Regions from separate parts of the Mus musculus genome. Here regions 1, 3 and 4 are each linked to region 2. A link is a loop called in an ENCODE intact Hi-C map of the cell type or tissue named here. Cell type or tissue: heart. All regions are shown on one strand. Region 1 has its middle 9.7 kb from the start of Adora1. Region 2 has its middle 8.0 kb from the start of Gm19497. Region 3 holds the start of Gm32267 (a long non-coding RNA gene). Region 4 has its middle 5.0 kb from the start of Chit1.

Region 1 (8,000 bases), 190 kb before region 2:
GTTGCTATTGCTGTGACAAAGCACCATGGTCAAAGTTATTTGGGGAGGAAAGGGTTTATTTGGCTTACACTTCCACATCACTGTTCATCATCAAAGGAAGTCAGGGCCAAAAGTCACACAAGGCAGGGACCTGGAGGCAGGAGCTGATGCAGAGGCTATAGAGGGGTGCTGCTTACTATCTTGTTCCCCATGGCTTGATCAGCCTGCTTTCTTATAGAACCCAAGACACTGGCCTCTTATAGAGATCAGGAGTTATGGTCTCTTATAGAGATCATAGTGGGCAGCACCGCACCATCAATCACTAAGAAAATGCCCTACAGGTTTGCACATAGCTCAGTTTTAAGGTAGCATTTTCTCAACTAATGCTCTTTCCTCTCTGATGACTATACCTTGTATCAAGTTGACATAGCACTAGCCTGCCCTACCCTCTACTCACTTTCCTTCCCTTCTCTTCTTTCCACTGCTATTTCACTTAAATATTCGCCATCTGTTACATGGGCAGATTGTAGCAGTTAATCAACTGTATCTGTAATAAACAACAGTATCCATGCACCAGGGATTCTACCAAGGAGCCCAACCAGTCTGGGTGCATTTACCTATCCCATTTTTGTCCCTCCTATCTTTGTATGCATACATCCTATTGCATACTTGTAACCATAACAGAATTTTAATTTTGTAGTCTGTCTTAAAATTTAATATAGAGACATTTTCCATGCTCCTACAGTCTTCATAATGATCAGTTTAATTAATGATCCCATAATATTTCACGGAGTGGACGCACCAAGTTTCACTTAACTGTTTCCTTTCTGGCAGACAGTGCTGGTATAATGAAACTTCTCCTTCTCCTTCTTCTTCTCCTTCTCCTCCTCCTCTTTCTCCCCCTTCTATTCTTCTTTTGTTCTTGTTTGTTGTTTTGTTTTTGAGTTAGGGTCTCACTCTGTAGATCAGGCTGGCCTCAAACAAACTCACAGAGATCTGCCTGCCTCTGCCTCCTAAGTACTGGATTAAAGGCCTACACCACAATGCCCAGTTTATGAAGCATATTCTCTACTTCCTTTTTCTTCTTCCTCCTCTTTACTCCCCCACCCCTCACCCCCTTTTCTTTTTTCAAATCTCTTTGTCCCCTTCTGTGTGGAAAGAGCAATCATCCCACCAGGCTACAAGATTTTGGAAGAGAGTGATTAAAATTTTATTTTTTAAAATGCTCTGAGGATGTTTATGATCCTGAAACAGTATAAATGGCAGCCCCTTTTCTTTTCAGGGAGTAGAAACACAGCGCCAGGTAGGACCCGGAAGGACTAGATTGTAGATGGCTCAGACTTGATATAGAGACACAAGCGATAGGGTAAATGGCTGTCAATAGGAGAGGCTAACAAAATGCTGCCCAATGCCATTGTCAGTTCTGAGAGAGGACGTGGAATCTGAAGAGACTGCAGAGCTGCATGCACTGATGTAGGCAGGCAGACTTTTGAAATCTGTTTTTGAGCCGGGCGTAGTTGCACATGCCTTTAATCCCAGCACTCGGGAGGCAGAGGCAGGCGGATTTCTGAGTTCGAGGCCAGCCTGATCTACAAAGTGAGTTCCAGGACAGCCAGGGCTATACAGAGAAACCCTGTCTCAAAAAAAAAAAAAAAAAAAAAAAAAAAAAAAAAAAAAAAAAAAGAAAGAAAGAAAAGAAAAGAAGAAGAAAAAACAAATAAAATCTGTTTTTACATTCATTTATTTGTTGGTGTGTATGTATGTGCATGTGTGCGTAAGTTAAATGATATTTGTACCTGATTCTCTTTAGGGTGTGGCTCAGCCCTTAGCATATACCTTTAGTCCCTCTGGCTGGAATACCCTTAGTATTGACTGTTAATCCAAAACAATCAAGGTAAAGTTAGTTTGTAGAAGGAAGCCCCCATGTTTGAAAGTGATGTCTAATCGAGTGGCAGACAAAGTGACGAAAAATTCGACAGAATAGGATGTGTCCATCCAATTCTCATGAGAAGAGAGAGGAAAGGGAAGCTACTTAAGGGAGAGATAGCCGGGACAGGAGGATGAGAGTGCAGCACAAGAATACAGGAGAGTTCGTGGAGAGCAGTGCAGTGGAGTTGAGAGGGAGAGACAAGCAGCCCGAAGGGAGATGGAGGCAGGTTTACTGGGAGAGCTTAACAGAGACAGGTTGAAGATAGAACAAGCTAGAAGAAGGTGAAGACAGAACAAGCCAGAGAAGGGGAACTTAGAACAGATTTCTAGAGTTAGCTTGAGGCCAAGCAGAGCAATTCAGAGGCTGAGAGCCAGATTGAATACGTCAGCTGGGAGAGGAGTTTAAGCCAGAATAGCTGAGTTGAATCAGCCAGTTAGAGCTCAGAAAGAATTAGGAAAGGGTGAGCTAACTCAGCAGTGAGTCTCAGAGGCTGAAAACGTTTTAGGCCTAGATAAGATTATGCAGAAGCTAGAAACTGGGCCTTGGTTAGCGGAGTGAAGCAGTAAGCCTCAGAGATGACAATTACATCAGGCAAATAAAGGTTACAGTTACGTGGGTGTGTGTGTGTGCGCGCGTGTGTGCAAGTGCACTCACACGTGCTCTTGTGGAGGTCAGAGGATCACTTTCAGGAGTCAATTCTCTTTCCACCATGCTGGGCTTGAGGACTGAACTCAGGCTGTCCGGCTTGGCAGCAGGTGATTTTATCCACTGAGTCATTTTACTGGCCCAGGTAGGGTGATTGCTGTTGTTTTTGTCTGTTTTTTGTTTTTTGTTTGTTTTTTACAACAAACTCATTTGCAGAATACTTGTAGGTTACAACTTCCTCAAGAACAATAAAAGCCAATACCTGCACAAGCCTGTGAGTGCCATAATGTATATGTGTATATAACTTATGCATGTAAGTGGTACAAAATATGGCAAATGCTTGGAAATACCCCAAAGCGTTCACGGTGGTCCCTCTGTGCTCAGAAGGGTCTGGGTAGGGAATTGGTAAGGGAATTTGAGCTGAACTGTAGTGGCTTCACTGTCAAGAAAAGTATAGTCAGTCCAGGACTGCTGGTACACATCTGCAATCCCAGCACTTGGGAGGCTGAGAGATAATCAGGAGTTCAAGGCCAGCCTGGGCAACATGAGTACCTGTCCAAAAAAAAAAGGTAGAAAGACGATACAGAAAGAATTTGATTTCTTGGCTGGGAGATAACTTAGTCACAAGTGCGCGCGCGCACACACATGCACACACGCATATACATGCAATTTCCCAACGCCTTGTTTTTCTGTTTGCCATTGTACATTGTTAAAGCGCCTTGCCACAGAAATGAGATTAGAATGTGTTTAAAGATGCAAAGGTCCTTCTGCAGTGAGCGGGCTGTTCACTTTCTTCAGGTGGGAAGGTTCTAGGTTGTTTGGAACATTGTTGGTGGCCTGGGCAGAGAAGAAAGAAGATGAAGTCACCGGATTAGATCCTGTCTCTCAGCCGAGCCTTCCTACCCACCCTAGGCAGGTGGGAGCTAGGAGCTTTGCAATGGAGTCTTTGCCCTAAGTCCTAGACGGAGGACAACAGATGGGGCCACACAGCCCTGACGCCCAGACCGAGGGGAACAGGTGGAGGCTGAGGGGTCAGAGTGTGAACACTGGCGATTCATGAGGGCTACAGGTGGGCGGAGTGCCCAGCACAGGGACAGGGACAGCTGGGCAGCATGTGGGCGACAGAGGGAACAGGGGAAAGGGGGGGGTGGAGGCCCAGAGAGCAGAGGACAAGGAGAGGGGTGCAAGAGGACAGCCCCCTCCCCACAGCTGTGGCAAGAGTGAGGTCAGAGGTCCCAGGCTGCTACGAAAGGTCTAGAGGGCTGCGGGGTGAGGGAACACATTGATCAGGCAGGGTGCCCATCTTTGTCCTCCTTCAGCCCCAGCTGTCCTTTGTGTAGCATTTGGGCCACCCCAGCAGCTGTGCCAGCCTTTGGCTGGGTCAGAGACTGGGCAGCCGAGGGAAACAGCTGCCACCCCTCCTGTTGTAGACTGGGTGGAAGAGCAAGGAGTTGGCTAGGTGGGGAAAATCTCAAACACGTGGCAGGGCGGTGCCCTACTCCTCGTGGACAACTCCTACCTGCCATTAGTTACATGTTAGGGTGGGAAGGGCCAAAAAGCTATGCAAACATCAGTGCTTAGGGGTGTGTGTCAAATGCTCAAGTGCGACCAACTTCACAATACCACCAAATCCTCCCAGCCACACACATAGAAAAGTCGATAGTTTGCATTTTATAGACGGCAAAACTGAGGCTTCCTGGTCACATTCCCAGTTAGGGACATTTGAGCCAAATTTACTAGGCCCTGGAGGCCTTTGAGGAGAATTGGGTGACCTAGGGTTCTGTGCCCAGACGCATGGTGTTCCCAGAAGTACTGGAGGTGGAAGGTCTGCGATGAACCACTCCTGAGGCAGGCTGGCCGGAAGCAGACGGTGCTGGGAACCCCGTCTTTGAAGATTTCCCCAGAGCAGGGAGGGCTCCCAACACATGCTCTTCGGGCATGTTCAGGAGATTTTGCCTGCAAACATAAGAAGCAGCGGGGCTGGTAACAAAGGATTTGGATTGGGCACCAGGAGACCAAAGTCGCCATCGGGGTGGCATATTTGTTGGACATTCCTAGGGCTGGTCCCCTGGGCCTTCCAGCTGAGTTCCAGCAGCTCCACCTCATTCGCCACGTTCCCCAGAGTTGTCACCTGATTGTGTCCGCCCTTCGGCTCAAAGCCCCGCCCAGGCTCCAGTGCGCCAGCAGGGGGACCCCGAGCTCCAGACAAGGGCACTGAACGTTGATCTGTAGCCTCTCTGCCCTCCCTCAGCCTCTGTAGGCTGCAAAAAGGGAGAATTATTGCCATGTCACCCGCGATGCCACGAGGGGCTAAAGAACCCACAAAGATAACGTGGTTCTGCTGTCTTGAATCTCATTCTGGACCGTCTGCTCCGGGAGCCGCGCCGGCCCTGTGTGATGAGGTTGTCCAACTTTGGGGTGATCGAAACAGCTCAGTGGTGGAGGGCTTGCCTTGCAAGTGACACCCTGGGTACTGGGGAGGGGAAAATGAAGACGTCTAGACATCGAAAGACCCCTCTGTCCCTAGCACGAGCGACCAGGTCGAGTGACTGGCTTTTAGGAATAGGAGTTAATTTCTGGTCTGTGGGTCCATAGAGGGGACCGATGGTCTGCCCAGCCACAGACCATCTTTCTCAGGTCATCTCTCTTTTCCGGCCTTAGGCAAGTGGCCCTGCTCAGGGTGTGAATTTCTTCCAGGTTCAGGACTGAGGTGAGGTGGATTTGAAGGGAGTGTCTGTAGAATGGCATTTAGAGTTGTGCTTAAGATCAGGAATGGGCGCCAGGCTAGGCAGAGGGAATGAGCCTGTGTGACCGGTTTGGACTCCACAGAGTGAGGAAGGAGGCTCAGTGTCTGCACGCCTGACTTCCATGCCCGCTGGAGAGGAACACAGCCTATGAAAATGTGTGTGGTAGGCCTTCTGACAGGCTCACAGCCCCAGGGCCCCAGCTGAGCAAACCCCACCCCAGTTGGTGCTCAGCTTAACAGGATGAAAACTTTGCTGGCTTCAGTGTCTTCAGCCCTCGTGCCTCAGACTGGTACACGTGGCACCACACTAAGGCACCACTGTGAGGTGACTATGCTCATCGCTACTATTGCTTTTCTGTCCCCTGAGCTCTGATGTGTGTGTGTGTGTGTGTGTGTGTGTGTGTATACTGAAGACTGGGTAATCAAAATGTGAACTGTCCATGAAATGAAGTCTTCTCCAGCCATTGAAACTAAGCATTGAGCTAATGAGATGGCCTGGTGGTTAAAGGAGTTTCACATGAAGCCTGATGACTTTGAGTTATAGCCTCAGAAACCATGGTGGAAGGAGAGAACTGACTCCCAGAAGTTATCCCTCTGACCTCCAAATAATTGAAGGAGGAGCATGAGGAATAAGAGGAGGAGGAGGAGGAGGAGGAAGGGGAAAAGGAGGAGGAAGAAGAGGAGGAAAAGGAGGAAGAAGAAGAGGAGGAGGAAGGGGAGGAGGAAGAGGAGGAAGAGTAGGATGAGGAAGAAGAGGAAGAAGGGGAGGTGGAAGAAGAGGAGGAGAAGGAGGAGGAGGGGGGAAAGGAGGAATAAGAAGAGGAGGAAAAGGAGGAAGAAGAGGAGGAGGAAAAGGAGGAAGAAGAGAAGGAAGAAGAGGAGAATGAGGAAGAGGAGGAAGAAGGGGAGGTGGAGGAAGAGGAAGAGGAGGGGGAAGAGAAGGAGGAAGAGGAGGAGGAGTAGGAAGAGGAGGAGGAGGAGGAGAGAACTGATACATGCTACAACTCAGATGGACCTTGAAACATTAAGGTATTCAAAGGAAGCTGTCACAAAGGACCACTGAGGAGCATCCACAACAGGCAATTCTATAGAAGGAACAGTTTATCACTGAACTGCCCAGCCCTTTAATCTTAACTATTCATAAGAGTTGAACCACAAGCTTGAGGCTAGCCTGGGTTATACAGTGAGAATCTGTCTCAATCCTGCCCCCTCCCCCAAAGATTTGTGTTGCCTGGGGCTGGGGAGGGGGAGTAGTAGTTGCTAACGGGCACAGGGTTTTTAGAGGGAGATGATGAAAATGTTCTAGACAGAAACGGTGCTGATGGTTGCACAATTCTGTAAATACAGTCTCAGAACTGAGGCCTGTACACTTTAAATGAGTGAACTTTCTACTATATAAACCATTTCCCAATAAAGCTGTTAACAGTTTTTAAACTGGATGTCCTGAATGTATTCTGGTAACTCTAGTTGGTGAACATTTGGCTTGTTTCTGCTCTGAAGCTATTTTGAGTAACACTGCTGTGAAAACCTTAGCCTGTCTCCCTCCTTCCACATTCTGAGGGCCCGCTCTCCATGATGTGCTGGAGGGCCTCTTCTTATCAAAGGGCAGCGATGGATGGGTGGGAAAGGAGGGGGCCATGGAGAGAATTGGGAAGCCAGCCTAGCTAGCATCTAACAGAAGTCACATAAATCCCTCCCTGCCTCGATTTCCCCTTCTGCCCAGTGAAGGGGAGAGGAGGCAGAGTCCTTTTCCTGACTTCTTGCAGGTGGTGTTGAGTCCAGGAAGCTGTGCTGTTCAGCATACAGTGGGCTATCCAGGGTGGCATTTGTCTGTCAGTGGTGGGGCCAGTCTGTTTTCTTTTGACTGGTGGAGGGTCAGTGAGTCTTCCAGAAGGACCCCTCTGGGTACACAGAGAGTCAGGGAAGCCAAGAAATCCATGACTGGCACCTGGTGAACAGGACTGTGGTGCAGGCTGGGCTTTGGCCACCAGAGGAGGAGGAGGAGCAAGAACGGGGGCAAGACCAAGTTTTTATTGACATGAAATGTTGTTGACAAATTATTGGCTACGTATCAATAGAGGTGCGCTTCAGACAAAAGCCTGGGAGCATCCCGGAAACACTCAACAAAGGACCGGGGGCCTAGGGAATGGGGGAAAGTCAGGGATTTCCAGGTCTGTGAGCAGGTAGAGCGTCAGGCACAGTGCTGAGTCCGGTGAGCTGTCAGTATCTGCTTAGGTCCCCATGGGCTTGCAGAGGTAGTGTGGAGAGCCTGCCCTGGGCTCAGCATCTCTCCCTCTGATTCATCTCTTCTTGCCGCTGCCTTCTTCACTGAAGCTGTGAGCATGCTCAGATCTTCCCCCAGCTAAAACCAACCTCTTTGTGACCTCCTTCTCCTGCAGCTAACCATCCATCTTTTGTTCTTTCGCCTGCCAAGCTCCTTCAGAGACGAGTTTGCACCCACGGCTTCCACCCTTAGCTACCTGCGGCAGCTTTAACCTGGGAGAGACCCTCAGCCACCCACCCCCTCCTACCAGGATTCTTCCAGGCCTCCGTTCCCTTCCTGTCACACAAGATGATGGCTTCCCTTCCTGAGGCCACTCAGAACAACTCTTCCTGAAGTGTCTCTTCCCTTCTGGCTGCTTTCCCTTCTGATTTCCTCCTGTGGGTGGGCGGGATATACGGGCCAGCCTCCTTGCTCCC
Region 2 (8,000 bases):
ACACCAACCCAAAGGGGGGCGGCATTCGGTTATAGAATGCCCACTTTATCGTTTTTTTTTTTCTTGTCAGCTAGCAGAAGGTAGCCTGGGTTTGTGGTGCTCAAACTGTAGGAACATACATATAAAATCCCCCACAAAGATCTTTCAGCCCTCCTTAGGAAAGTTCTTGTGGGATGGTATCATGGGCTGCATAAGACCTGACTCCGTGCCCACAGTCACCCAGACCATTAGAGCATGAGCTCATCGGAGACACTGTCTTTGCAAATGTAATTACCGAAAGCCTTGGATGAGAGCATCCTGAATCAGGGAGCTCCTTGAAGCTGTGCCCCGTGTCTTAGCAGAGATTACCAGAGGGACAAAGAGAAGATTCTAGATGGAGATGGAGACAGGAGAAGAGCTGCAAACCAAGCACTGCCAGGACCTGCTGGGAACCGGAAGAGGCAAAGGAGATGGATTCCAAGACCTCCAGAAAAAGCACAGCTCTGCAAGCACATTGTGTACTTCTGGCCTCCAGGATAAACAACAGAGTAGATAAATTCTAAACATTGCTAGACCACCTTATTTGTTGAGGCTTTGTCAGGCCAGCCGTGGGAGATGAACACTGATGAGTGTTTGAAATCAGCCTCAAAGCAGTGCACAGTTCCCACCAGAGGCAATCGTCTCTGCACTTCAAGGAGGCAGGAATTTGTAGGTGACAGCTCCCCACACCCATATGGATTCTCTACATCCTGGTGGTGTCTCTTACTCAGCCCTTTGGGTGGCACCTCGCAACCCCCATCCAGAGATTTCCTGGAAAAAAAATTATCTGCCATGTGTTTGGCTGCTCAGCATCTGAGCCTTTTCTTTATTATGGAGATGTCCCACCATGAGAGACAGAGACAGCTCCTACTCATTGATGTGAGATCGGCAGCAGCTGCTCCCTTGGCAATCCCTGATGCTGCTGGAGCACCGGTATGGGACTGGGTCTTGCCAGACTGATCTAGACCTCAGAGTTAGTGACGTGAGAAAGCAAAGGCTTCCTGGAACCTGTCCTGGTGAAGGTGGAAGGTAAAGGCAACAGTAGCCAGACTCCACACAGAAGCTGGGCACAGTTCTCAGCACAGCTGACCAATGCATGGGCCCAGACAGTTGGGGGCGGGACCATGATCTTCATGGACACGGTGACCTTGCGGCTGGGTTGCACAGGATCCACGTCCATGTTGTCAGAAGTCCTCTGCTCCTGAATTACTTTTATCATTAGGCAGGGAGCTGTGTGCCCTGAGCCCTGATATGCTCCGTTCTGCTTGGGGACTTGGGCTTTCTGGTTCTTGATATGCAACATCTTTAGTTCCACCTTCTGAGTACCCAGCTATTATGGCTCTTATCTGGCTCCCATCTCCTCCTAAAACTGCTGGCCAAGCCTGAAGCCCATGGCACTCCTCTGTTTTCTCAGCCTGTCTCTAGAATCTAATCTCATCAAGACCCAAGGCTCAACAGGACAGCTGGGAAGGAGAGGCGGGGTTGAGATAGACTACAAGTCCAAAGCTGTTGTTGATCCTCTGTGGACCTACGGAGATTCAACACTTGCCATTCAGTTTTCCTCCTTGCTCCAGTCAGGGACTCCGACCCATTTTCCAGTGTAATTGTGCCCTTTGTCCATGCCGTGTGCCCAGCAGCCCAGACTTAGGTGGAAACAGCTTGTTTGTCTTCCGCGTTCGCAATTCCTGTTGGGGCCCAGGGTGGCTGGGTGTGGTTGCTGGGCCCTTTGTCCTTCCGAGCCATTTGCCTGTAGTCTCCCTTCCTCTGCTCCCAGGGCCGTGCTACAGCAAAGCCTTGGCTCTGTCTGCAGAGTAGTCCTTCTTGCTCCTCTTGTGGGCTTTGTCCCCAGGGCATGAACTAGTTTTCAGGAGAGAAAGCTTGTGCGGCTGCATAATTGAGCAATGTATTGGCTCCGTGTGAACACGATTTGGGGGCTTGAGATACCTAGGGTCTCAACTGGTGGCTGAAGTCACATTTATTAGCTCCTATCTGGATGACTGAGGTGGAACCTTCTGGGAAAGTTTGAGGTCCACATGGGACCATTAGTTTCCTGATGACATTTCAGCTGTGGGTGGCATCAGCACCTGGGTGCATAGTAGAATGAGTGGCTTAGTCAGGAAATAAAGAACGCTCAGGCCACTCCTATTGCTTCCTTGGTCACACTGGTCCTCATCATACAGGAGGAGGAAGAAGAAGAGGAGGAGGAGAAGCAGGAGAAATAAAAAATAAGATTTTATCCATATACTTTACTTGGTACTTCTATCAAACTGCCTTGTGAGTTTTAGAATGAGCACTATCTTTTACATTGTTAAGACAAAAATGACTCTGAGTCCCTACCTGACTCCATAGCAAAGACCCTGAGAGCTCTCTGGCTCTTTCCCAGTTGAAGCGCAGCAGCTTCAAGGTTCTTACCTTACTCAGGGGCTGCTGTGTGCATCGCATCGCCAGTTTGTCAAGGGATTGAGCTGTGCCCACGGAGAGGAACAGTCCCTGCCTGGTGCTTTCTTCCAGCATCTCTCCTGTGCTCGGAGTCTCTGCTTTTCCTGAACCCCCCAGATAAGGTCTGTGCATTTGCATCAGAAGACAGAGCTTCACGTAGCTAATCAGACTTTAACACAGCCTTCATTTCTGTGCTACAACACAGAAACAACACAGAACAACTCAAGCAACAAACACAGAAGCACTCAAGGGTCCTCCCCTTGAACTGAAAATCCTGGATTTGAGTTTTGCTCTTTTGAGACTGGCTCTCATGTAGCCCAGGCTTGCCTTGAACTCCGAGGCTAGCCTTGCTCTCCTGACCATCATGCTATTATCTCCCGAGGGCTTGGACTATGGATGTGTGCTGTAACACATGGCTTGAGATCACAGATATTTTTATATTACACTGCATTTATTGAAAAGACCTCAACATGCCTTTTGCACTCAGCAAATATTTGAAGTTAACTTTAGTCAATAGGCCTCTAGGTGAGTTTTGTAAATTGTAGTAATGAAGAAATATATGCATTATATGTAAATTTTATGGCTTACATTTTGATATCACACTAATTTGTTTAATTATGGAACTATCCTGGACTGCATTTAAGATGCTGTTCAAACCAGACAATCAAACAAGTACTCTGAAAAGCTGGGAATAGTGGTTCCTGTAATCCTACCTACTTAGGACGGTGAGGTAAGAGGGTCATTCAAGCCGGGAGTTCAAGGCTGGTCTGGGTAACATAACGAGACTGTCTCAAAACAGAACAAGATTCTGAGCTGAGGCCCACAGACCTTACTTGCTTTTGCCTGCACAAAAGGCTACTGGGGACACTGGGTCTTCTGTTGACAGTGTTTCTCAACCTTTCTAAAGCTGTGACCCTTTAATGCAGTTCCTCATGTTGTGGTGACCCCCAGCCCTAGCATTATTTCGTTGCTATTTCATTACCAAGTTGCAACTGTCATTTTGCTGCTGTTAAGGGACCTAACTGAGAACCGCTGAATTAGAACACACATGGGAGATAGCTGGCAGCCATGGAAGCCTTTGAAAGGGTCTGGAGTCGAACCATGTAAAGTGCGATACTGCCCCTTGTGGCCAAAGGCAAAACAGCGTGGCTACAGAGAGCTGCCCTTCGTATGGTGGTAGTTAAAGTATTTGGCTACTTGAGTCTGAAAGAGAAAATTCAGGCAGTGTAGGCATATTTGTTTTTAGTCTATTTTATTGGATTTTTATATCTATCACCCTTCTCCACTCCAATCCCTTCCAACATCTCAACACCAGGTAGGTTAGAGAAGAAAGGGGGCATAGCTTGTTTATGCTAGTTCCTGCTGGATAGGAGCATAGTTCCTTGGGGCAAGTCAAATCTTCATCTTATCAGGATATCTCAAACTTCTTGTTAAACTGCAAAAACAGCAACCAGGAACTACCATCAACCACCACCACCACCACTACCACCACCACCACCACCACCACCACCACCACCACCACCATGACCACCATCATCAGCAGCAGCAGCAGCAGCAACAGCTTCCTCCCCCTCCCCCACCCCATCTTCAGAGCTCCTGGCCCCTCTGGTGGCTCTGGCATTCTAGAATCCCCAGAATGAAACTATCTGCAGCTAGCAGGAATCACCCCCCCCCCCCCCCACACCGCTCCTGGATCACGAGGCAAATAGTCTGCTGCTGTGGGTAATCTGAAGCAGCCTCCTACCCCACACCTGGGATTAAAACAGAAACATGTTCCCATAACATAGCTGGGATTTTTTGTTGTTGTTTTGGTTTTTCGAGACAGGGTTTCTCTGTATAGCCCTGGCTATCCTGGAACTCACTTTGTAGACCAGGCTGGCCTCAAATTCAGAAATCTGCCTGCCTCTGCCTCCCGAGTGCTGGGATTAAAGGCGTGCGCCACCACGCCCGGCATAGCTGGATTTTTAAGAAACCAAACTCTCACTCCAGACAGTAGGTGATTTGATTCCTGCATGGCATCCTGCCTCGTTGCTTCAAATGCTCTCTGTGGTCCGGCCATTTTCTGTTGCCTAGCATATCTGAAGCTTCCTTCCATATTTGGGTGTTGTCCATGGCCCGATCACTGCCCCCCTCTAGACTACTGTGTCCCACTTCATAGCCCTCAGCATCCCAGCCAGACCTGTGCTCATCTTGCCAGCTCTTTCTCAGTTTGTAACGTCTGGCCTTTGGGCTGTTGTTTCTGTTGTTATCCAATGAATGTCACGGTAAGAAAGCCCCCCCCCCCCCCCCGCGCAGCCCCCACCACACGTTTAATAGCAAAGAGGGAATTTTAGTTGAAAAACCGCAAGCAGGATGGATTGAGTGTCAAACTGAGGGAAGTGTGGCTTTCCTTGTTCTCTTTACCTGTCTTAGTTGGCATTATATTCTAAGTCTAAAATGGCCTCCACAGACTCATTCTATAAATACTTGCCCCTCACCTGGTACTACTATTCTGGGATGCTTGTGGAACCTTTAGAAGGGACCATCTAGCTGGCAGAAGCAGGTCATTTAGGGTGGAGCTTTGAAGGTTATACGCAGCGCCTGGTTCCTACCCTGCCCTCTGCTCCTTGGTCTGCTGCTCTGTGAACAGCTCCTTCCATACCCTGCTACTGCCCTGAATGGATGGACTGAAACCCTGAACCAAATCGTTCTTTTTTTTTTTTTTTTTTTTTTTTTTTTTTTTTTTTTGGTTTTTTGAGACAGGGTTTCTCTGTGTAGCTCTGGCTGTCCTGGAACTCACTTTGTAGACCAGGCTGGCCTCGAACTCAGAAATCTGCCTGCCTCTGCCTCCCAAGTGCTGGGATTAAAGGCGTGCGCCACCACGCCCGGCTCAAATCGTTCTTTTCTTAAGTCTTTCAGGTGCCAACGCAACAAGGGAAGGTACCTAACCCTGCACATTAGTGTCAGGGAAAAGGGGACACTGTTAGGATTAAGTCTGACCGTGTGGTGCATAGATCTTTCAGACTGGATTGCAGGGAGCGTTTGCAGGGGTTTGGAGATGCAGACTAAAGAACCCCTAGTGATACCTTGGTGGGTGACTCTGGTGGGGGTCAGTAGACCTCCACCCCCACCCCGTGCCAATGCAAAGACAAACAGTGCAGGTCTGGTTCATGAGGTTTGGTTGGCTGGTTTTGTTTTTTAAACAGAGTCTCTATAGCCCTGGCTGTCCTGGAACTTACTGTGTAGACAAGGCTGGGCTGGAACTCACAGTGATGTGCCTGACACTTCCTCTCGAGTGCTGAGATTGAAGGCGTGTGCCATCATGCTCAGCTCTCTTGAGGTTTTGAATGTGAACAGGGACTCAAGGAATTTGGACTAGAAGCCATTTGCATTAAAGGATGGCAAAGGTTTTATGTATATTTTTCCCATGTTCTGAAATTTGAAGTGAGGCTAAGGTGAAATGTAATAGATAATTCGGTGGAGGAAATATCAAGATAGCATACGGGCTGTGGCATGGCTGGCTGCTTTGGGGACGGTTTACAGTGAAAATCAGGATTAAAAATAATTTCAGAGCAGAAGGATGCAAGAAGCACATAGTTTAGCCATGGCTGTTTAAGGTTATAGATAAAGAAACTAACTGTTAACAACAACAGTAGAGGAAACTGGGCACTTTGTACTAAGACAATAGGACGGTTCCTCAGGGCGCTGCAGAATTAGTGAGACTTCAAACAGGATTCAGGGTGTAAAACTGCAAACTCATTTGAAAGACTTCTTTAAAGAGAGCATGCCAATGGGGTGCCCTACTCACAAGGGTGTGCCTAAGGGCAGCTTTTCCTGGGTTCAGCTGCCTAGGCACTCAGAGACCTCTGTAGCCATAATCCAAGGAAGCCCAGCTACCACTCAGGCCAGCAGTAGAACTCGGCATTGTATACACCATGCTAGTTTTCTAGGTATGAAGAATGCAAGAGTTTTGGGGTGATGGAGGTTTCCTGCAAGGTTCCAGAGAAAAGTCTGTGTGGCCAGGCGACATGTAGTTATGCTGTGGAAGAGGTCTGGATGTCTAGGCACGAAGCAATGGAGAGAAAGTCTGAGCTGCAATGGAGACCCTGTGATGCTGCAGATGCCAGGAACATAGACTTTCTAAGGAGCATGACTCAAATAAAGAGACCGTATGCACTGCAAGCATTATAAGGACTATGGCCAGGGCAGCTAAAGTCCATTGGAAATCACATCATGTATGCTGTCCTAAATGCTGGGCATGCAGCTACAGGAGTTGACATTCCCCCTGCTGGGAGTTGGTTTTGCCTTAGTTCCAGTTCTCCCCTTACATCCCCATTCCTCTTTTAGGAACAGGATGTTCCCCCTGGACTATAGACTGAAACCGGGCAGCATCCTTTTCACTCACAGGGCCTCATGGCTAGAAGGTTGTCTTGAGTCCCAGGAGAGTCTTTGAACTTTGGTCTTCTGAAAGGTCTTGGGATTGTTAAGACTCTTGAAGTTCGAGTTGAGCAGGGGATGGCACACACCTCAGCACTCAGTGGCAGAGGCAGGTGGATCTCTGAGATGCCAGGCCAGCCTGGTCTACAGAGTGAGTACTAGGATAGTCAGGGCTACACAGAGAAACCATACACACACACACACACACACACACACACACTCATAAATATATACTTATTATATATAATATGATTATATATAAAATATATAATTATATATTTTTTAAAGGCTTTTGAAATTGGGTTAAAACATGTGAGAAGCCCGAAAACCTCTGGAGGCTGGGGGTGGGCTCTAGAGGCTGGGGGTGGGCTCTGGAGGCTGGGGCGGGCTGTGCTGGTTGGGATTGTCCTTCTCAGGCTCCCATTTGAATACTTGTTCTGCAGCTGGCGGTGCTGCTTTGGGAAGCTATGGAACCATCAGGACGTAGAGCCTAGGCAGAGGCAGGTCCTAGGAGTGTGCCTTTGAACGACATATTGCTTCCTGCGTTGCTCTCTGCTTCCTGGTCTGCTGTGATGTGAACAGCCTTTCGCCACACACTCTGTGCCATGAACTGAGTTTCTCCCTCCCGTGGTAGAGTGAGAGCCCATGAAACCAAGAGGCACACTAAATCCTCCCTCTCTTAAGTTGCTTCTATAGGGCATCTGTAGAAGCAATCCCAAAGAATTAGTACAGTTGACGTAGCTGAGTTGCTAACAGTCAAAATTGAAAGGCAGTTGTGGTTTGGGCAGACCCCTCCATAAGTGTCCCTTCCCCTCCCCCTTCTCCAGCACCCCCCCTGGTGCCAGATCTTCAAGACTCGCACATCTCCACATTCCATCATAGAATACTCTCCAGGGCATCGTCAGCTCACTCTGGAGTTGGGGCAGTCAGAATTTGGCGTATATTCATCTCAGCCGCTTCCCTTTTTCCCTGACTGGAAGCCACACGTGCAGCTTCCATCATTTCAAGGCAATGTTAAGTGTTTAGCCTGGCACTTGGCACCAGAAGGGTTTCAAGAGACCCGTTCTGAGAGGAGCAGAGAGTAGGTAGGCGACTCCCTCTCAGGTTTACTTCTTCCAGAACCAAGT
Region 3 (8,000 bases), 250 kb before region 2:
CTACTCCAACCAGGTCACACCTCCAAATGGTGCCACTCCCTGGCCCAAGAATATACAAACCATCACACATGCCAACACTGAGTTATAATCCCAGGTACCCCTCCCTTTTTTGAAACAAGGTCTCATATAGCCTAGGATGGCTGTAAACTTTCTATATAGTAATAATAACCATGATCCTCCTGCCTCCACTTCTAGGCATGTGCCTCTGCGCCTGGTCTCCCCGCCAGTTTTGTATTTTAAGACAGGGTCTCACTAAGTTGTCTGGTCTTGAACTGATTCTGTAATCACACTTGAACTTGAGAGTCCTCTTGCATTAGCCTACGGAATAGCTTGGATTACAGGCTTGCACCAAGGCAGTTTTGGAGCCATTATTTTTATGACGAGGAAGGGGCATTTACTAACGGAGGTAGCAAATCCAGGACAGGTTGTTTCTGTCTGCTCACTCAGCTGGACGGCTAATCTTTTTCATCTTTTCACGTCTCACCCAGTGCTTCTTGGCTCGGGATACTCCATTGAGTGGGGTTCTACTGTTATAGATCCTTGTCCCACATCAGTCACACCTACCCTCCTAACAGTGGTCCTCCTTTTGAGTCCCTGAGATGTCCTGGGCCCTTCCATTCATTGTCAATTTTAATCCCCAGTACAACCCTTAAAGAGAGGCGGGGTTCCATCTTACAGATGCCGGCTGCCCTCTGGTAGGCTGTGCCGGGGCTGGCTTTCAAACCCATCTTGACCTAACTTCAAGGGCTTTATAGCTTTGCTATGTTGTACAATAGCTGTGAAAGTCATAGGAACTGTGTAAAAGATTACAGTGAGACTAATGTATGGGGCATTTCCCAGCAGGGGCTGTATGTGCCTTTGACATCCAGAGCTTAAGACAGCCGCTTGAGCCATCAATACAGGCAGCCGAGAAATGTATCTCTGAGCTGTGAGTGTTCCAGGCAGAAGAGCTTTGCGAGTAGCCTGTATAATTTAATCTCAAAGGGGTTGGAGTTAGGAGAAGACTTCTGTTTCGTTTCTCAGTGTGAGGGACAAGTCCAGAAGGTGAAAGAGGTCCTTTCAAGGCAGAACCCTTACATTTGTCCCCCTGTAAATTTGTCCCCCTGCCCAGCCATGGAGGGGTTACACTGTTGCTCAGCCAGCACTGTGGAAGTGCTGTAGGGTGAGTCCTAGATTTGGAGAGGCTTGGACTAAGGGCCATGGTTCTCCTTCTAACCCAAGGTCCTCTGTTCATTCTCTGCTTATCACGGCCTGCTGCTCTCTTAGTATAGTTAATAAGTTAGGAGAATTGCCTCATTTTCTCATTAAGCACTTACAGAGCACCTAGGACACTCTAGAGATCTGTGACTGTGAGTTAAACAGTCCCGTCCCCAGGAAGGGGACATTCTGACTTGGTGAGACAAGACAGTTAAGGAACTAGGAGAAAATGAGACCAAGTTACTGTGGGAGTTACTGTGGCGCGGAGGTGGTGCTGTAGTGGGAGCCTGCTGACTGAGCAAAGACTTAAAGGTGAAGAAAGAGCCTTGGATTACAGGCTTGCACCATTTGGAAAATTGGGGGTGGGATGTTCTGGGCAGACGTAGCAACCAGTGCAAAGATCTGGGACACCCAGGTCTCAGAAGCTTTCCGTGTTTGAGGGACAGCGTGATGTCAGCAGAGAGAACAAGTTGGGCGGGAAAGGGAACAAGTCCGTTGGCAATGTACAGGCTATAGAAAAGGCTGAGGAAAACGGTAATACGGAGTGTCTTGGATTTCTCTTTCCTTTGACTTGTGAGTGGCAATGATTTTTATTACTTCAGCGCCTGTGAAGAAGGGACATGTCCGTGTCATCCAAAGCCCTCCCACCAGTCAGGCCACAGCTTAGGAGGAAGCATTGATTTTCGCTTCTTCTTTGAGCCCTTCGTTGTGAAGGGGAAAGCAGAGAGAATGTCTGGGCCCTTAGGCTGTGCCCTCCCCTTTCATTCCATCTGGTCTCCGTGGGATGGAGCCGTCCATACTCAGGATGGGTCTCGCCACCTCCCTTAACCACCCCTGGAAATGCCCTTGAAGACAATGCAGAGGTGCCTTTGACTAACCTAGGTTAGTTACCAAGGTGACTGTCAAAATTAGCCTGCACAGGCCCTTCCTGGCTGAAGTGGGGCATGCAAGCAGACCTCAGATCAGGTACAAGCCATGGCAGCAGGAGCACGGGGGTAGGGCGGGGGAAGCGGGGGACTGGAGTATCCTCTGTGGTGCATGCAGTGGGCCTGCGTGCACTGTACCCACTATGGCTGGTACAGAATTGGGGCCCCATGGGCAGGAGTGCAGCCACACTGAAGCCCTGGCTCAGGTGCTGTGTGTCTGCAGAACCAGTCTTCAGTATGGCATCATGTGTCTGAAGAGGCTGAATTATGACCGGAAGGAACTGGAAAAGAGGCGGGAAGAGAGCCAGCATGAGATCAAGGGTAAGGTTGCCGTCACCCTCAGCCTGGGCTCCAGCGAGCCTCAGGGAAGACTCACGTTAGCCTGTGTGACAAAGTAGATATATTCCATGTGTGCTCACATGTGGCTCCCCTTCCCTCAGACGGGCCACCAAGCAGACAGATGCGACCCCTCTGATGGTGCTGTGGACTGGTGTGCTCGTAGAAATTGATGATCTGGGGGGAGAGGGAGAATTGAGTGAGAGAGAGGCAGGTTTTACGTAAGACTCTGAAAATTGAAAAAACAAGGCCACTTTGGCCTTGGGTTGGGGAGTGGGGGTGGAGGTGGGGTGGGGATGGCCCATGCGGGGACTTCTGGGAGATGCAGTGAGGTGGAGCTGGCTCAAGGAGCCCAGATGCCATGGAGGACAGAAAGATGTGGGAAGTGAGGGATGGGCTGAGGCTCTGCGTCTAGGAAATTTTATTTCTACACCGTGAAGAGCCTGGGCCAGCATGCTTCCTTTTTGTCTGTTTCTTCCTCTGTCCTCCAGATGTGCTGGTCTGGACCAATGACCAGGTGGTTCACTGGGTCCAGTCTATAGGGCTAAGGGACTATGCAGGAAACCTACACGAGAGTGGTGTGCATGGCGCCCTGCTGGCCCTGGATGAAAACTTCGACCACAACACACTGGCCTTGGTTCTGCAGATCCCCACACAGAGCACCCAGGTAGCCCTCAGTCAGTCACCACCTTCCCCACCCCTCGTGTGTGTGTGTGTGTGTGTGTGTGTGTGTGTGTGTAGCCCTTCAGTCAGTCACCACCTTCCCCATCCCTCCCGTGTGTGTGTGTGTGTGTGTGTGTGTGTGTGTCTCCAGGGCGAGCTGTGTCCTTAGTGGTCCTTGTAAGATATTTTTCTTTACCCAGCTCTGGGTTTGCTTCAGCTCTTCCCAAGCCAATTTTATAGCCAAAGCTTGTGACTTTCCTTTTCCTTAAATTGCTTCTCCGGCCCAACGTTCCACAGGGAAAAAACAGCCTCAGGCCTCACAGGGACCTGAGAGCCTGTATCTCTTTTGTTTGCTAGCCTGGGGATCTGCTTCTGGGCCCCTAGGCTTCAGCAGACTAAATATTACCAGTAAGCACAGCCCAGAGACTCTCCGCAGCAGGCCTTTGTCTCCCTGTCAGCAGCTCAAAAGATTAGACGTCTCCTTCAATTACATTTCATAATTATTGTTGTAACTGCTACCCAAGGATAGATCTAAATTCTCTTGACCCTATTTATATTTTTGGCCCCTCTGACTTCCTGTGGGTAATGGATCCTAGCTGTACTCACAGTTGTGTTAAGTACTTCCTGATTTTAGTTGTCCTAAATATGCCTCTGGCAGGCTCCCCCTGGGGAAAGGCCCGCCTCTTCCCTACAGTTCCGGTTGATGAGGTTTTCTGTATTTGACCAGCTTCTCCTTTTGTAAGAACTGTGAATTTCATAAACTCTGATTATATTGCTCTGGGCCCAAGCCTTTGTCTCTCCAGACAGACCGGTCTTAATTCCTTTAGCCTTCCCTAGTGCAGTCTCGCTGCTGCCCCTGATCATTTTAGCTGCCCTTGTCTGAACTGTTTGCAGCTGTCAGATCGCTTTTGAAACCCAGCCACTAGCTGTGCTGGCTATTCTGGGAGCAGACACTTTTTGGCTTGAGGGAGGGTGGGGCTGTGTTGTCTCTTGGTTCTGGATGGTGTGTTGGCCTTCGGGGACAGTGGCAGCCCACAGGGCCAATGTGTTTGCAGACTGTTTGCTGTGACCCCTATTGACCAGTCAGAACGCATAGCTTGGAACCTTTCTTTTCCAGTAAAAGTTTGGATTTTTTCCAAATGCAATTTCCCTATACTTGCCTACCTCTAACTCCATTTGCAGGTTTCCTGCCCGCCAGCGCCCTCAGAAGGGCTTCTGCAGTTGAGATCTAACTATTTAACCCTCACTATTCAGAAGATATTTGAAATATTTTTTTTAGATCATTTGTAAGACATAACATTGCCATTTCTGACAAACACTATTCCTGTAGAACTCTGTGGTTGATATTTTCCCCCAGGAGTGGACTTTCTCTTTCTTTGCTTCCTAAATCAGAATGCATATTTCTTCTTTCTTTTCTTTCCTTCCTCATCTCTCCTCCTCTTCCTCCTCTTTTTCTTCTTCTTCTTTGTTTTTTGAGACAGGGTTTCTCTATGTAGCTCTGGCCGTCCTGGAACTCACTCTGTAGACCAGGTTGGCCTCAAACTCAGAGATCCACCTGCCTCTGCCTCCTGGGGTCCTGGGATTAGAGGTGTGCGCCTCCATCACCCAGCTGACCCAGTATGGAAGCCTCCATGAACAACCTTGAGAATATCTGGTGACAGAAAGTTTTGAAGACCTCTATTTTTTTCTTGCTTTCTTTTGTATTTTATGTGTGTATATGCATATGTGTGTGTATGTGTGGGTGCCTGCATGTATGTATGTAGGTGTATCATATGTATGCTGGTGTTGCAGAGGCCAGGAGAAGGCTTCTGGTTCCCTGGAACTAGAGTTATAGGCCGTTGTCAGCCGACTGCTTTAGGTGATAGGAACTGAACCCAGGCCCTCTGCGAGAGCAGCAAGTACCCTTAACCGCTGAGCCACCTCTCTACCCACTCTGGAAGTTTCCCTAATCAGTAATTTTAAGGAGTCTAGAAAAATGTGTGCATGCCTCTCAGCTCAGGGCTCCCGCTATCCTCCACTGGGCTTCTTTTAGTTCAAGTTTGTAATTGACCCACCTGACAGAGATAGGTTGGTTTCCTTCCTCCTAGGAAGGCTTGTTTCCTGTGCTGTGCATGCTTGCCTCTCTTGCTTCTGCCCCCACCAAAGGGTAGCAAGCCATGACTTCTCCTTTAGAGACAAAATGTAGGCTTTTAAAATAATAATTTTTATCTGCTCATATATTTGCATATATTTGTATAATTTATTTTGAACATTTTTGTCTACTTTAGCCTCTTTCCAGTTTCCACAAGTGCCTCCCTCCCATGTTCCAGTCCTCTTTCTTTCTTGTTATTGATAACTCCCCGAGTCCAGTTAGTGAAAATAGTTCCCCCCTCCCAATACCTAAAGCCTGTCTCTTCGTGTGCTCCATGATCAATTTTTAAAAATATATTTCCCTCCAATTTGCCCTCTATGAAGGAATGCCAAGGTTAGCAGTTTGGCTTTTAGTAGGGCACTCTTAGTGATTTGCTGGAAGCAGGAGCCTTGGGAAGATGTGTGAGCTTTCCAGTGGTTAAGTACACTAGACCCCTGCCCTGTCTCTGCCCTTAGACACTGGGAAACAGCTGAAAGATGCCATGAGGAGGATGCTGAGGTGGCTCAGTGATTAAGGTGCTTGCCACAATCACAATGTGAGTTCAGTCCCCAGAATCCACATGGTAGGAGAGCACCAATTCTTGTGTGTTATTCTCTGATCCCATGCATTTACTGTGGTGTACGTACCTCCCCCAAACCCCATGTAAAATAGAAAAGAAAAGAAAAAGATGAGGCTGGTAAGCTGGCTTAACAAGTTAAAGCACTTGCCACCAAGCCTGATGACTTAAGTTTCATCCCTGAGACCTACATAAAGAGAGAAGCAACTTTTGTGATTGTTCTCCAACCTAGGAAGTGCATAGTTGCAGATATGCTTGCAAAGACACATACACACTGAATAATGTGTGATAATATAAAAACTGAATTAATGTAAATTTTAAAAGAGTAAGATAGCATCGTTAACTAGAGCTCCTCTCTCTCCCTCTCACCCTATGGGTTTCAGGCCCGCCAAGTGATGGAGAGAGAGTTCAATAACCTGTTGGCCTTGGGCACAGACAGGAAATTGGATGACGTGAGTACCTGGATATGAATTCAGAGCCTTGGCTGTTGTTGGCTGTTTGATTAGAGGGTCATGAGAGCTCCTGCCCCAGGGCTGAGTGGTGGCTGGCCTAATGGAGGAGAGCCAGAAGAGCCAGAGAATGGAAGCTGTGAGGAGGAGGAGGTCTGTGGTTGGGTAGAAGTGGTCTGCTGTGGAGAAGTCTGAGGGACTGAGATAGGAGTCATTGAGACAAGAACAGGGGTCAGTGGCCGTGTTCCTGCTCACTCTACCTGTGTCGTGGGGCCTGTGCAGTTCTGAAAACACAGGCTGGAAGACAGTGAGCTGCGGCTCTGGGGAGTGTTGGGCAGCCTGTGGGATTCAGGCTCTGGGAGCCCACTGCAGAGGTGATTTTGGAGGTTGGCATTGATGGGGAGCAGATAGTGAGGGTTGCTCTCTGTATCCTCTGGAGAAGCCTGTCTCTGGCCACCTGACTTATCATTGTCCGTATGTTCTGGTCTCACTGGGATAGGCAGCGTGAGAAATAAATAGGTTAGACAGATGTTGGAATTTACACTTTGAAGATAAGAAAACTGAAGCCCGGAGCTGTCATGTTGCTAGTAATGTGGCAGGAACCAAGAAGGGCATCCCAGAAGTCTTCATCCCAGGTACTGCTTTTCTAGCAACCTGGGTAGTATTTTATATTGAGGACCCAGCAGGACAGGAGAGCAGTGCTGGGGCTGACCCATGACTTTCCGGAGAGAGTCTGGAAAGAAAAACATGTTAGGAAAGCAGTGGGCTGTCTGAGCTCAGTTTGGGGAGGTTGGGGTGGGTAGAGCAATGGAGTTCACTGCTGGCCCAGACCTGATAGGAGAGAGGAACCTCCTGCTGGATCTTTGAGATCCCTTGAAATCATCTTCAGCCTCCATCTATCCTACACGCAAAACCACTAAGGTCTAGAGAGGGGGAGTTCAGAAGTAGTACCCCTTAGAGCTTTAGGGACTGGGCTGGCAACTCCAATATGCCCCTTGGTGCAGGGAGAAGAGAAGGTGTTCCGCCGAGCACCCTCCTGGAGGAAACGCTTCCGGCCTCGGGATCACCATAGCGGTGGCATGTTGGGCACCTCAGCGGAGACCCTCCCGGCGGGCTTCCGTGTGTCCACGCTGGGTCCGCTGCAGCCTCCACCTGCCCCGCCTAAGAAGATCATGCCGGAAGGTGAGTGCCATGCTGGTAATGGGTTCCTCCCCGCACCCTGGAGCCGAGCGGGCTGGAGAGGGGCGAGGCCGAGGCTGAGCTGCACTAACGCTGCGGTGGGGCGCGCACTAACCCGCGCTCTGTGTGTTCTCCCGCCGCTGCCGACTCCTGCCAGCCGGGACGGCGGGGGCGCAGAGACTGGAGCCCTCTACGGTCCGGACCTACTCCTGCTGACCCCCCCCACCCTCCCGCCCCGGGTCTGACGGGGGTGCGCCCCCGGCTCGGGGTAAGTGGGCCAGGCTGTGGCTGTGCTCGCCCCGTCCTGCCGCCGCTCCGGACCGCCCTGCCGCCGCTCCCTCGCTGCAGCATCGCCCGGCTTGCCCTTCCCGCTTCGCTTCGTGCTTGGCTGCATGCCGCACCTACCTGCTGCCCACCCCGGGAACCACCTCCACTCACAGAGCCTGTCTCTCTCTTCTCTCATAGCTCACTCCCACTATCTCTACGGACACATGCTCTCCGCCTTCCGGGACTAGCCACGGCCCCCAGGGCGGGTGTCCTGGTTTCACAGGCTCAGCCGGCCC
Region 4 (8,000 bases), 53 kb before region 2:
CCTAAGTGGATGGAAGTCTGGGAAATGTAGTCCTCCAGGGTTTTGTGTGTGTGTGTGTGTGTGTGTGTGTGTGTGTGTGTGTGTGTGGTGGGGAATACTGGAAGATGTATGTATCTTACCATGAGAAGACTGTTAACTGGAGCCTCAGAAGCACAGTACGTACAGTACGTAGTGGAGTCTGGAACATACATACACAACACCCACCTCCACCCACCCACCCACCCTCACTCACCCCCAGCCCCTCTTCTTCCAAACCCAGATAGTCTGGGATGTGCGATGACTTCTCTTGAGCCACCATGACCATTCCCATCGTCATACTCTTACTTTTAACCCCACCAGACTCCCAGAATCAGCTAGAAACTTTTTTTTTTCAGAATATGAAAATTTATTCCTATGTTTCCATTGTCAAATTTTATGATCTTGGCCGTTCTTTCTTGCCTTTGTATAGAGCCAACAGAGAAACATTGGCTACTTTAACCACCTTAAAGCGGACTCCAGGAACATCACCTACAGCATGACCTTTTCGACCAAATCCAGCAACCGGAACTTCATCATTTTCCTCAATGAAGTTCAGGCAGCCATCATTGGGCACGAACGCTGTGATCTTCTTGCCGTTTTTAATGAGCTGCACCCTGACGCGCTTCCTGATGGCAGAATTTGGCTGTTTGACCTCAACCCCTACTTTTTCCAGCACAATTCCCTTTGCATGAGAGGCGCCCCCAAACGGATTGGCCTTCAGGGCTGTGCCCAAGTGGGCTTTCTTGTACTGTCTATCATGCCACTTCTGGTCCTGTCGGTGACTGCGGAGCTTCCGGGCAGTTCGGAGACCACGACACTTGCCCATCTTGCGGGCGCCACGGGCCTAAGAGAAAGCTTTTTTGTTTTTTGTTTTTGTTTGTTTGTTTGTTTTTTTCTAGACAGGGTTTCTCTGTGTAGCCCTGGCTGTCCTGGAACTCACATTGTAGACCAGGCTGGCCTCCAACTCAGAAATCTGCCTGCCTCTGCCTCCCAAGTGCTGGGATTAAAGGTGTGTGCCACCACGCCCGGCTCTAGAAACTTCTTATGAGGGCTGATTGGGAATCTAGAGAACAGATACCCTCCACCCCTTATAAGGACCTGTAACTAAGTCTACTTAACAGATCCTGAGGCAGGCTACCCTGGTGAATCCACTGTGCTGAGATGCTCTCAGAAGGGTCTCAGGCATCTGAAAGCCAGCCAGGGGCAGAAGCCGAGAGTGGAGTATATTGTGCACTCTCGGCTCAGAGCCGGCTCTTGGTGGGCATCAGAGTCTCACATGCGTCTATTAAAGATTTCCAGAGGCAGACATCAACCTTTGGCCAGACAATCCTTGTTCACAAGTTTAGAGTAGAGCCCAGAAATCTTTCTTAGGTCATATCTTCTTCAACATTTATTTGAAGTTGTACATTTTTCTGGTTTACTTCCAAAGGGAGCCCCTCCCCCTCTCTGATAAAATTAAGACTCTGGCAAAATATCCTGTTTATCCTTTATGGACCCTGGTTTTTGACATAGTACTCACATTCCTCCATGTCACTGTGCTGATGCATTCGGTTTCTATACAACGCTAGGCCGTAAGGACTATTTTCCTGACTGACAATATGTCGGGAAACAGAGGTTCAGAGATGGAGCTCTGGCTGCCCAAAATAACACTGATCTGCTGAAGTGGGACCCGGGTCCCAGGCAATGGCTTCAGATCCTTGTCCTGTAATCACTGGGCTGCATCTTCCCCGGGTTCCCTGGGTGTCAGGTTGATCTATTCTAGGGTGGCTCTTGACTATACGAGAGAACCAAGGAGGAAAGGTGACCAAAAGAAACCCTCTCCTAGGTGACAACAGGAGCCTTGAGGATTGCGTGTCACTCACTCCAGCAGACACACAGCCTACAAAGGTCCCTGGAGAGGTAATATGACGTCCCAACTTGGAGCCCATGCTGCAGGTAGCCAGGACTAGATAGGAGTGGGGAGAGCCAGCCCCTAACTCAGTCAAAGCACTTACTGATGATGAAGGTCCAGCGAGCAGAGACCAAACAGCCAGTCCCATGAAAAGCAGCACGTGTGCTCTGTCCCGACTGTGTGAGACACGAGCGGCCTCATGGCCCTGGGCATGCTGAGCACAGAGGGAAGGTGCCCAGGAGTCCCCTGGTAAAGACAGGCCTGGCCCACGCTCTCTGAGGAGATTCTACGTGACCTCCAGCCATGCCCTGGGTATGTGATATGCACTTCAGTGCTCCCTGGTCATCTGGGGTGCCCCCCAACCCCACTGCCCTTGGATGGAAGCTTCTTCATGGGAGAGATGTCACAACCTCTTGTCCCAGACTTAAGTACCCCCTACAGGCCCTTGGTCTGTTAGGGGCTTTTTCTGTGGATTCCTGTCTCCACCCACCTCATGAGTAGTCAGTCAGCAATGATCGATGTCTGCTCACCTCAGCTGTTCCTGGCAGAATGGGATTGGAATAGGGAAATGGTTCAGAGCTGGCCGGGATGGGGTGGAATTAAGAAGGGAGTTGGTGCAAGTGAGATGGTTTAGTAGATAAAGATGCCTAAGGTAACCTGATGACGAGTTTGATACTTGGGGCCCACATGGCAGAAAGGACTTTGGGACCCGCACGACGGAAGTAGAGAACCAAAGTTTTCTCTGACCCCTCGCCCTTCCACTGTGTTATGTTTATGTGAGCGCACACATACAAACACGTACACTGTAAATAAACTAAAATGAAAAGTGCCGGGGAGTAGGGCTATGGTTCGGTGAGTAACCTGAACTTGAAGGCATTTGCTTACCAAGCCTGAAAACTTGAGATGAATTCCCAGGGTCCATGGTGAGAAGAGAGAATTGGCTCCAAGTGTTGTCTTCTGGTCCTCACAGATATGTGCAAACAAATAAATAATAGTGGTGTTGGTGGTGGTAGTGGTGGAGGTGATGATGATGGTGATGGTGATGGTGATGATGATAACTTTTAAATGAAAAGAGGAGTGTTGGCTGATAGGGCAAGATCTGGAAGGAGGCTGACACATGAGCTGCCTGTAACTCTCTGTGAGCACTTTGAACACCAGCATCTCTTTCATACAGCAGAGAGAGGACGCCTAACTTTGGAAGGATGGGCAGAACTCACTGTTGCCTCCTAAAATAAAAAGAAAGAGATCACTGGGCGCCTACATCCTTCATCTTCTCCATAGAGTGAGACTTTTCCCAGCTTTTAATGGGCCCATCTTGGGGTATGTTCTCAAAGTGACCAGCAGGGGGAGGAAGACCTCCATTTTGGTCCCAAGCGGCACTTGATGGGGAGGGACCTGTCTGAATAGGTACGCTCCAGGCCAGGTGTGACTCAGCCCAGAAAAGGAACCTGTCGTTCCAAGAAGTCTGAACTGAGCCTGGATGTTTATTTATAAAGACAATCACTATTTCCCACTCTGACTTCCTCTGAGAGTGTTTGTGATTGGGAGTCTCTCTCTCTCTCTCTCTCTCTCTCTCTCTCTCTCTGTGTGTGTGTGTGTGTGTGTGTGTGTGTGTGTGTGTGTGTGCATGTATAACCCTGTCTGTGTGCAGGGGAGTCAGCCTAAATCCTGGACTCTGGCTGTGACCACCAGGATGATCCCAAATCTTGGAGAAGGGAACTGTGGAGTCAGGGCCAGGTCCCCTTCTGCAGAGACAGAGAACATGTGCGCAGATACCTTCTGCAGGAGAGGGATCTATGAATGATTCCCATGAGGGACATTCATCTAGGATGGGCATAATCTGAGAGGCAGGCAAGAAAGGTTGACCAGGCCCCTCTCCACTGCTTTTTTGCCCCTCCTGAACCCATCCCCTCTCCCTGGACACTGACGGAAGGGTCATCTTGAATTCCTCTTCAAAATGGGGCATGGGCAGGAACCTATAGAACAAGAGGTCATTGAACCATAACCCTGTGGAAGAAAAGCCCTGGAGGAAGTCCTGACCAGGGTCAGGTGTTGGAGAGGATCAGTCCAGTGGCCTCCAGAGGAGGTGATGTAACCCAGACCTTCACCCTTTACCCTGTGTCCAAGCAGGTGACAGGAGATGGCTACACTATTACTCCTGTCCTTCAGGGTCTGGTGGCTCACATGGTAGGCCTGATAATTCAGGGCTTTACAGTTTGCCATAATTTTGAACATAAACTGATTTTGCAAGGAAGAGCAGAAAGGTGAGCTCAGAGAAACTTGTGTAAACAACCAGTGCACTGCCCACACCTGTAGATTTAAATTCTCAGGTCGAGCCTAAACTAGTTCCTTAAGTGGCCTCTGCCCCTCCCTCTGCTGTCCCAACTTCCTGAGGAACAGCAGGTCGGGTCTTGGCTTAATAACTCTGTAGCTTGTTTTGTTTCCACCTTCAGATTACACTACCTGGCTAACATCTACAGGCTTGGCTCTCAGGCAACCACATATGCAGGAGACAGGTGTACAACAGACTGCTACTGTAATCCCGTGTGGTGAGTGTGCAAATATGTCTAAAAGGCTGGTGTAGGGAGAGTGTATAAGTGTGTGCACACAGGCTGGGTGCTGGGGATGAAACCCTGAGACTACACCCTGTCCTACATCATAGCCTGGGGTGCTGGGCATTTGTCAGCTTAGGGCATCCATTCTTCCCAGGGAGGCCCAGCAAGGCAGAGGGAAGGGCTTCCAGGAGGGTCACTTCACACATGAGAGGTGTGTGATGTGTGTGGGAGATCGGGGAAAGGTGCCTTAACTCTGCCGCATCTAAGTCCTCAGCACTGCGCACACAGCAGCTGCTCAAGCCCCCACCTTCTTTCCCTGATTGATGGAGACATCAGTCACTAAACACTTCAGACACCTTGACAGAACAAAAGAGAGGATATGCGTTGAACAGCCCTGAGAGCACAGTGTCCAAATCATCGTGGCTCTCATCGTTGGCAGGTACTAGGTGGTTTCCATGTCCCCAGATGGCAGGTTTACAGTCACTGTCTCCAAGCAGATCCTGGTCAATGCTAGTCCCTGCCGCAGACCACTTCTGCTTTCCTGAGTGCTCCTCTCCTCTCCTCTCCTCTCCTCTCCTCTCCTCTCCTCTCCTCTCCTCTCCTCTCCTCTCCTCTCCTCTCCTCTCCCCACGATGAAGCGCCCACTGGGCACAGTGTCCTCAGAGGATGTCAAAGGCGTGGAGAAGATCTGAAGATGCCTCTCAGCCTTCACCACACACCTTTCCTGATGTGCTGTCATCCAAGAAGATAGGCTTCCAAAGCCAGTGCCTGCGACAGCACCCTACTGTGTGTGACCTTGGTGCACTCTAGGACTGTGAGTTCTGAGTTCCAAATCTGTTGGCTGCAGCTCTCTAGCCATGCAGTTGCAGAGACAATTGCGGGAGAAATGGCAAGCCTCACCATGTTGCTCAGGCTAGCCTCCAACCCCAGGGCTTAAGCCATTCTCTTACCTTAGCCTGACAAGTAGCTGGGCATGCCATAGCCATAGCAAGAGAGGATTACAGCGCAAGCATGAGGCATGCCTGTGCCTGGGAGGCAGCATGTATGCACATGTACACAGACACATATTTGTAATTAAATGGTGATTATGATGGTGTGTGTGTGTGTGTGTGTGTGTGTGTGTGTGTGTGTGTGCATGCAGGTCTTCCAGTGTCAAACTGAGTTTATGGAGGTCAGAGAACAACCTATAGAAATCAGCTGGGATTGAATGCAAGCCATGAGGCTTGCAATACACAACTTGACCTGCTGAACCATTTCACCAGTCACCACCACTCCTCAGTGTAAAAAGAAAAATTCAATGTCTTTGTGTCTGTCTGTCTCTTTCCTTCCACTACTAGGATTCAAAGGATAAAGGTTCATGGAATCAGACATGGTAAAGTCACCCTGCCCTCCTTCTCTATCTCTACCCAGAATGGACCTGGGACCACTGGCTAGGGTTCCCCTCCCAACCCACTGTGGAGTCAGCTTATCCTTAACAGGCTCTTAAAGTGAAATGTTTGCTTGGATGTCCTAAGTGGGCCCAGGATATGACAATTACATTCCTGCCCGCCTCCCCCATAGCCTTCTGGGTAATGCTATTGCTGCTGCGACAAAGGCAGCTCAGGAGCCAAGAGGCAGAGGCAGAGGCAGAGGCAGAGCCAGAGCCAGAGCCAGAGCCAGAGTCAATGCCCTCAGGGTGCAGAGACTCCAGCCAAAGCCTGTCTGAATGTATTTATAGACCATCACACACATGCACACAAGCTGGGGGAGAGCACTGTGTATTTCCTGGAAGCATGCGCTCACTCTCTCTGTTATAGAAGATCTTCTGGGAAGGGCATTGTCTACAGGGAAAGGGGCCTCTCTGCCCTCGTGTCTGCCCTCCACGGAAGGAGAGTTCTTTGGGAAACTCAGGCCTGACACCTCACACTCTCCCATCCCCACCCCATTGTACCTTCAGAACCTGTAGTGGCTCCCTGGCCTCTGACTGCTGGCTCCAGGCCTGCCCATGTTCTTTCCAACCCAAATGCTGGGTTCACCCCTCTGAGTGGCTGGGCCATCCAGGGATGTTTGCCCAAATCTTATCTTGTGCAAAGCCTACTCCATCTCCACTTGGTACATCCTTCCAAATGTCTTCTCTCTCCTCCCCACCGTGGGCATGTGGCCTGTCTCTTCATCATCTCTAAGGCCCCATCTGTTTACCTAATATTATTTTTCATTACCTGGATCTCCTTCTCCAAACCATGCTTTTCAGGGTCAAAAACTGGACCTTACTCGTCTTGTGCTCCTACCTATGTACAGCCCAGTGACACAGAGCTGTTGTGCACAGGAGCAGGTGTGTGTGTGTGTGTGTGTGTGTGTGTGTGTGTGTGTTGGGGGGGGGGTACTCCAGGCTGTTCTCAGCAGAAGATTTGGCTTAAGCCAGGCCTAGTTATGGAATTTGCTAGCTAAGTGATTTTTCTCAAGCTCTCCAAAATGTGAGTTTTCCAATGTGCAAAGTGGGACATCAAAGTGACCCTTACATGATTAAGAGACTGCATGCCATGGGTCTCATGGACACACACTATCCTGTGGGGTTCCCTTTCAAAATAGCAGTGGGCTCCTGATTCCTGTTCAACAACAGCCCAACTCAAGTCACTGTCTATACTACCACTGTTTACCGATACCTCCCTGATCTCTGTCTGTCTTCACCCTTGTCCCACTTCATCTGTTCCCATCACAGCTGTCAGACACGATCCCTTAAGAATATGTCATGTGTTGTGACTCCTTCACACACTGAGAGAAAACGCCTGTGTCTTCACATGGCCCTGCTTTGTGATTTTCCTCTCTTGTTCTTCCATCTCCAGCCACACTGTTCTGGCCTGATGTCTTTCCACTGAATGCTTCTTATTAGAATCCTTCTGCCTTCCTACTTAGAGTCTTGAGTTCATGAGATGGTCTCTGCCTACCCAGACTAAACTCACCCCTGAGCCAAGCATAGTGGCAGATACCTTTAATCCTAGTACTTGGAAGAGACAGGCAGGTAGATCTTTATGAGTTCAAGGCCAGCTTGGTGGTCTAAAGAGTGAGTTCCAGGACAGGCAGAGCTACATAGTGAGACCCTCTTAAAAAGAAAGGAAGAAACAAACAACACCCATTTGATATTGCCTATCCCTTTTCTCTGCCATATTCTTTCACCTTAGCCTTTGATGTTGGCTAGTTTTTTTGTCAACTTGACACAAGCTAAAGTTATTTGGGAAGAGGTCCTTCAATTAAGAAAACGTTTCTATCTGATTGTCTGTAGGTGAGCTTGTAGGGTATCTTCTTGATTAATGATTAATGTGAGAGGCCAAGCCCACTGTGGGTGGTGTCACCCCTAGGCAAATGGTTGGAGCAGTCAGTACAAGAAAGAAGGCTGAGCAAGCCAAAGAGAAAGCCAGGAAGCACTGTTTCTCCGTAATCTTCACTTCCATTTCTACCTCCAGTTTCCTGCTTTACTTCCTACCCTGACTTCCCTCAGTGATAGATTGTGACTTGGGAAGTTTAAGATGAAATTAACCATTTGCTCCCCATCATAGCAG

What was found. A loop is a pair of places that touch in the nucleus more often than their neighbours do. Peaks named below come from ENCODE experiments on the same cell type or tissue, not always from the same donor. Only the 100,000 strongest peaks of a DNase experiment are listed, where the experiment ranks them.
Region 1: it touches region 2 in a loop (3-fold over the local background); 4 of 42 quality-filtered maps call a loop at or near these places.
Region 3: it touches region 2 in a loop (2.4-fold over the local background); 2 of 42 quality-filtered maps call a loop at or near these places.
Region 4: a loop joins it to region 2, with 6 times the contacts of the local background. A loop is called at or near these places in 38 of 42 quality-filtered maps.

Annotation. Positions count from the first base shown.
Region 1 is chr1:134,241,124-134,249,123 of GRCm38, reverse strand. No RefSeq gene overlaps it. Among named protein-coding and RNA genes, the nearest start is that of Adora1, 9.7 kb to the right of the region's middle. In heart, a CTCF peak has its summit at 4,733 (motif pointing right); DNase peaks (open chromatin) are centred at 3,613 and 4,723; H3K4me3 peaks cover 252 bases; H3K27ac peaks cover 2,584 bases; H3K27me3 peaks cover 1,110 bases.
Region 2 is chr1:134,048,988-134,056,987 of GRCm38, reverse strand. No RefSeq gene overlaps it. Among named protein-coding and RNA genes, the nearest start is that of Gm19497, 8.0 kb to the left of the region's middle. In heart, no CTCF peak of the experiment used is centred here; DNase peaks (open chromatin) are centred at 1,727 and 3,587; H3K27ac peaks cover 2,082 bases; H3K27me3 peaks cover 517 bases.
Region 3 is chr1:134,298,731-134,306,730 of GRCm38, reverse strand. Ppfia4 (protein tyrosine phosphatase, receptor type, f polypeptide (PTPRF), interacting protein (liprin), alpha 4) reads left to right here. Exons shown (of 29, transcript NM_001374777.1): 25 at 2,347-2,444; 26 at 2,951-3,126; 27 at 6,193-6,261; 28 at 7,263-7,440; 29 at 7,903-8,000. The coding sequence ends at 7,952. It overlaps Gm32267 (a long non-coding RNA gene), which reads right to left and starts at 7,297. Exons shown (of 3, transcript XR_387416.3): 1 at 6,519-7,297; 2 at 5,177-5,288; 3 at 2,439-2,636. In heart, no CTCF peak of the experiment used is centred here; DNase peaks (open chromatin) are centred at 3,800, 4,030, 7,560 and 7,940; H3K4me3 peaks cover 1,040 bases; H3K27ac peaks cover 2,795 bases; H3K27me3 peaks cover 616 bases.
Region 4 is chr1:134,102,212-134,110,211 of GRCm38, reverse strand. It overlaps the pseudogene Gm8618. Among named protein-coding and RNA genes, the nearest start is that of Chit1, 5.0 kb to the left of the region's middle. In heart, a CTCF peak has its summit at 3,245 (motif pointing right); DNase peaks (open chromatin) are centred at 2,151, 3,341, 4,641 and 6,121; H3K27ac peaks cover 1,395 bases; H3K27me3 peaks cover 421 bases.